2 separate regions of the Homo sapiens genome follow, and region 2 is linked to region 1. A link is a loop called in an ENCODE intact Hi-C map of the cell type or tissue named here. Cell type or tissue: A673. All regions are shown on one strand. Links, peaks and the distances in the headings refer to the core of each region. The heading gives the core; the rest is flanking DNA. Region 1 has its middle 150 kb from the start of LINC02627. Region 2 overlaps LINC02627 (long intergenic non-protein coding RNA 2627).

What was found. Hi-C counts contacts between places; a loop is a spot of excess contacts. Peaks named below come from ENCODE experiments on the same cell type or tissue, not always from the same donor. Only the 100,000 strongest peaks of a DNase experiment are listed, where the experiment ranks them.
Region 2: a loop joins it to region 1, with 4 times the contacts of the local background. A loop is called at or near these places in 4 of 110 quality-filtered maps.

Annotation. Positions count from the first base shown.
Region 1 is chr10:105,973,561-105,976,374 of GRCh38, forward strand. No RefSeq gene overlaps it. Among named protein-coding and RNA genes, the nearest start is that of LINC02627, 150 kb to the left of the region's middle. In A673, for the core only: a CTCF peak has its summit at 1,453 (motif pointing left); a DNase peak (open chromatin) is centred at 1,431; H3K4me3 peaks cover 918 bases; H3K27ac peaks cover 245 bases.
Region 2 is chr10:105,796,042-105,798,855 of GRCh38, forward strand. All of the region lies in intron 3 of LINC02627 (long intergenic non-protein coding RNA 2627), which reads right to left. Among named protein-coding and RNA genes, the nearest start is that of LINC02627, 23 kb to the right of the region's middle. RefSeq lists a silencer at 1,190-1,484. In A673, for the core only: a CTCF peak has its summit at 1,371 (motif pointing right); a DNase peak (open chromatin) is centred at 1,380.

The sequences.
Region 1 (2,814 bases), core at 281-2,780:
TGGCTTAATTAAGCTGGTAACTTTATGGCGTGCTTCTCCTCACAGCCTAACTCAAAGCCCTTTCTCTTTCACTGAGAAGTCAGTGTGACAATTCTGGCTCGCTGGGGTGGCTGCCGCAAGGAGGAGGGGCTCCAGGATGGGAAAATGAAGAAAGTGGATCTTGGTGGAAGCTACGTTTCTCTTGTGGCAGATGGTCTACAAATCTGCAGTCCTTTGGAGTACATAAAACAGGTCTCTGGGGAAAGAGTAGGCATTAGTCTAGGTTCTAGGAAGAGTAGAATGAATTTTCACATGCTGAAGCTCATCTATGGAGTCCATCAATTAAAAAGGGTGTATTTCAAAAAAGAGAAATTCAGGTTAAGACTTGCATGTTATCTGAAAGGAAAAGAAAACCCTCCTATAAGAGAGCAGGTTAGCCCTACCCTCACCTCCCCGCACTCCCGCCCTATCTAAATGCCATTTTTCTTACTCTCCATGCCCACGGCATATATATGGAGTAGCACTGTAATGCCACCGAATGAACTTTCTGCCTTCATGTAGAAGTGGCTGCGCTCTGTGGAGGGGCATGCTATTCTCACTCACTGTCATCTGCTTTACAGAAAGAGCCTGTTAGGGCTGCAACAGTTTCATTATTCATGTCTCTTGCTATTGTTTGAGAAATCCTTTGTTTGAGGATCTGTTGAGACATTGTCCCATGCAGAAAGTAACTTTTTAAGAAAATTAATTACTTGTAACCTTCATTTGTTTAAATGCAGTTAAAGATCTGCTAAAAAAATCAGACTATGTTGCCTCCAGTATCACCTATCTCATGCACTAGTAGGGAAACTTATGTACTTAATTTTCCTTATCTTTAAAATGGTATAATAATACGAATTTTTAGCTCACAAGTTTGGTAGGATTTAATGAAATATTACATCTAAGATACTTAGCACAGTGCCCAGTTCTAAATCACTTAATGATGCTAGTTAATGAAAATAATAACAATTTTACCAAGCTCACATTCTATAAGATTTATACTTACAGGAACACTTAACAATTATATATCTAATCTTCGTCAGATAGAGAAAGAGACATATTTGCTATCCTGGTTTCTCGGGGTTATCAGAGAGGTAACTGGCAACCTAATTTCACTACGTTTTGCTTCTTTGGGATTCTGGTGTCTGTCTTTTTATTTCATCTTTAACAGCTGCTCGCATTAGCCTTTTGGGAATCCAGCTAAAGAGTTTTTCATTTTTAGGAAGCCACACGTTCTCTATCTTTAAATCAAAGGTGAAATGCAGCATGCCATGGCAATAATCCAACATTTGAAGGCCACATGCACCTTCCAGTTTAAACTCATTTTCTATGAAGTCAAAACTCATCCTTCGCTTTTGAAAGTATCCAAAGCGATTAGCTGAGACAGCAGAGAACAGGCATGAGAAGGAGGCCCCTGGTGGCCAAAATGAGGCTTCTCCCTCTCCGTTTTTAATGGCATGCGAAAGGCATTAATCCACACTTTCATTTTCTCTTAGCCAAATAGAAATGTCTTGAGATAATGTGAATGCCTTATGGCATAAGTGACTTTCTAAAGTATCTTATTAGAACTCCTTATCTGTGTAAATTAGGCCGCATTGGGGCTTGATAGCCAGAAACATATTTCTTAAAAGCTGACAAATGGGAGAAGCTCACAAAAAGTTAACCAAATGCCACAGGGGAAACTTCCAGAGGACGCAGCAGCTCTAGTGTGTTTGCAAGGCTGGTGCCTTTCTGCCATGTCACATGCAAGTGACTTCCTTGGGGGCTGCTTTATTCAGAAATGAAGTCAGATTTCCCAAATGCTTCTCAAGAACCATGAAGAAAAACTACATGGTCACAGATGGATGTTGGGATATTACTGCAGAAAACAGACAAAAACTTTATCCTTGTAGGGTGTTCAACACGCTTTTGAGAATGATACCCTAGATTTCAAGCGCATGCGTTTTCAAAAATAAGGTTATAGAGTATTTAGGCTGCTTTGCTGATTTTCATGTAGGAAAGGGTAGAGTGTTGGAGAAAATCCAAACAAAATGCAAAGAAATAAGCAAACAAAAAACACTTCTAGGAAGTGTTTCCATCTCTTCAGAATGGAGGGTTATGTGTTGTTTGATGAAGTTAGCTTATCTAAGGGTGTGTGAGGAAGAGCTAGGGACTAGATTATGTTGCCGAAATGCAATCTCTACTTCTTTCCACGCCACCTGCCCTGCTCCTCCCCCAGAGGCTACACCATATTGATCCTCACACTAAGCCTCCAACTATTCTGTTCAGATTTACTTGGAAATAAAGGGCTACTGTATTTATTTTCCTGAGAGACTTGGCCAGAGGCCTACAGAATCCATCATCTACACTGTTTTCCTTTATTTTAAAGTTTCTCCTTACAGGACTGCCTCCCTGCAAACTTGTGTTGGCTATTATGAAGAGACACCATTTCCTTTGAAAATTGATTCATTCATTCCATAAAAATTCACTGAACTCTATTGTAAAGGTCAGTATGCTTCCAACATAAAGAAAATTTTCTACATTAGGATTTTTCTTGTAGGTGGTTTTGTCTGTGTGCGCTTTTTCTTTTTGCATCTGAGTTTTACGATTCAAGCTGTTTTCTTAAAATTCAAGTGCCATTTGATTTTTTTAAATGTGGGCCATTTATCTTACTACATGAATCAATTTTCTCTACTCTTCTCCTCATCGATATTGTTGCTTTTCAATTCCTCCCATATATTTCAGGTACATGGTTAAAGCAGTGTGACCACAGTTAAAGACACATCAGAATGTCTCCTGCTGAGGCAAAGAAGATGAACA
Region 2 (2,814 bases), core at 113-2,612, 180 kb before region 1:
TGTTGCCTTTTCCCATGGTGCTGGCAGGCACCATAAGATCAACAGATTTTCATAAGACATTACAAGAAAAACTGGCTTCTTTTATATTTTTATTTCCCTGAAATCCCAAGGAGTTCATAGTTAAAATTAGAAGTCTATACAAGAAATATACCTATATGGAAGTCTATATGAGACATATACCTGTATAGAAGTCTGTACAGGAAATATACCCCACTCACAGAGGTCTGAGGTCTATTATTTTTAACCCAATTCTCAATGTGCACATTTTGTTTCCTTTGCTTATATCACCTCAAAGTGGAGGTACAAAAACAATAACAGCACACCCCACCCCAAATTAATTAAAATAGCTAAGCAATTGTCTTCTAGTTATTTAAATTTTAGCAAATGATTTTCTTTCTCTGTAGAAGTGTTAGCACAGAAACACCAAGGCTTTGAAAACTAATAAGAACACATTAAGACTTTCAACTTACACCAAAGGAATATCAAATTGCAGAAGAAGGTAGCATCAAGTCTTATGGCAGTGTCTATAATAAGGAGGTGTATACCATTGATGAAACAGACTGACCTATTTGAATTCTTGGTTGCAAGCAAGAGAAGACAACTTTGGTTGTCTAAGCAATAAAATTGCTGAGATACTATAGAATGTTGGGAGCCTGAAAGGCCAAGCTTTAAAAAGAGGTAGAATAAAGAAATAATACAGTTCTGGATGAATACTCTGGCCTGAAAATGATGCATAACATGCTAGATGCATTGGACATAACCACTGCAAAACCTGCTAGACATTGCCTCTACTTCTAGATACTTCCTTCGGGCATGTACCTAACTGCCACTATCAATCACCAACCCCCTCATTCCAGATTTGAATTACTGGGGAGGAAGATGACTATTTACTCTTAGTTCATGAGCTTAGATTCTAGCTGCAAGGGAAGAGGAAGTGATTGTCCACATTTCACTTTTACACTGAGATGTAGAATAATATGCTCTATCTCCCACTCCCTTTCCCTAAATTAGGCACATGGGAAAATTATTCCTCAAAGAAAAACAGAGTTTATTATTATGCAGGAAGAAAATAAAGATAAATTACCAGTACAATGTGTCTAGTAACTGGGAATTTTTAAGTAGAAGTATGAGCAAATACTGTGTATAGTGTCATATTGAGAAAGAAGCTACAAGCCCCTGATCTAATTCTAGGTTTCTATGAGATATGCGAACTTTGATGCCTTTCCAGTATAATTGCTAAGTTATAAGAGAGAAAGTTGGGTGGGTGTGTGTTCTCTATTAGGATGCCTCATGCTGCTTTGTATAATAACTGCTTGAATACAGTCCCACCCCCACCCATTAAGATCTGGTTCTTAATTACAGCACTGTAGGTTTGGCATCTAACCACTAGAGGTCATTCTTTTACATGTGTCATTCAAAATCATGTTAGAGGAGAGACCTGATTATGAGGCAACCTTAGAAGTTTGTTTTCTTTCCAGAAGTTTTAACTATTGCTACACATTGTACTGGGTGTACCTGTGGTTCCCGGGGCTAGGTACAGAATTAATTGTTATGGGATTTGTGCTGCTGTTGAAAAATAAATAAAGGGCTGGTGAGCAAAACTGGCAATCATTTCTACATTCTGTGTAACTTAATTTTCAGCACAGAATTCCTTTCACTTTAAGACCCTTCCGCTGCTCTGTCCAATGTGCATGCGTGCACATGCGCACACACACATATACACACAGGGCATTTCAAAAGTCAAGTGAGGTCCAGGCTAGTTACAATGTTATGGTTACATTAAAACACGGGGAAATAAAGACAGAATGAAGACTACAATGTATTAGACTTAAAACTAATCATATAAAGTATCCCACAAGTTAACATGAAAATGAAATGATTCTGCATGTAATCCCCTTTGGACATGGTGGTAAATAATGTCTACATTTAAGTCTCTTTGTCCAAATAGGGTCAGACACTTGTGGCTCAGCAGCATAGCCCAGCTGCCTAGAATGGGTGGGCCTGTGTGCTTGCACCCTGGTACCTATGTGTACCACCTGCACACATCCGCTCTAGTGCACCAGACTTCATCTCAAGCCTTGAAGGAACTGGCATTTGGCCAACTCCTTTGTAAGGATAAATAAGAGTTAATATAGTCTTCATTTTATAGTGAAAGTTACTTTCTGCCCTTGATAAACATGATCAACAAACATAGTGATTCTATAGCCAGTGGAGTCAGTTAAATACATCGTGGGAGGGAAGAAGCTTCATCTGGTACTATCAAACTCCCTGAATTCCATTTCAGCTTCTCCACATGCCCATTTTTTTTTTTTGAGTCAGTTCACAAGTTTAATTGTGGAATGCTTCACTTGGTTTGATCATGGGGGGAGAATCTATCTGAAGAGTAAAAGGTCCTGATGTTGACAATCTGGGCCACAGACCATCAGCATCTTGTGTCTGAAGAATAAAGCCCCAATCTGATCTCTTGCATTCATTGGGACGGCCATGCTGCACTGCTGTTGTAATTCTTCCCTTGATCTTTTCCATGACACTCAGCATTTAATCCTCTATTCTTCCTTTTCTTTCCTTTCAACATTCTTATTCTTCCCCATCCATTAGTCTTTCTGCTGAGAGAGAAGAGCTTCACAGTCCCTCCCCTATCTCCATCTTATCATGGTATTGTCGGGGACAAAGACAGAGTGGTTAACGCCCAGCAACATTTAAGAGCACAAGGAGAGACTCTTCTGAGCATTTAAATAGGCTCAATTTTCCCAGAACTGCAGAGAAAAGAAATAAAAGATAGTACACAGAGTTCCTGCCTTTTTCTTATTGCTG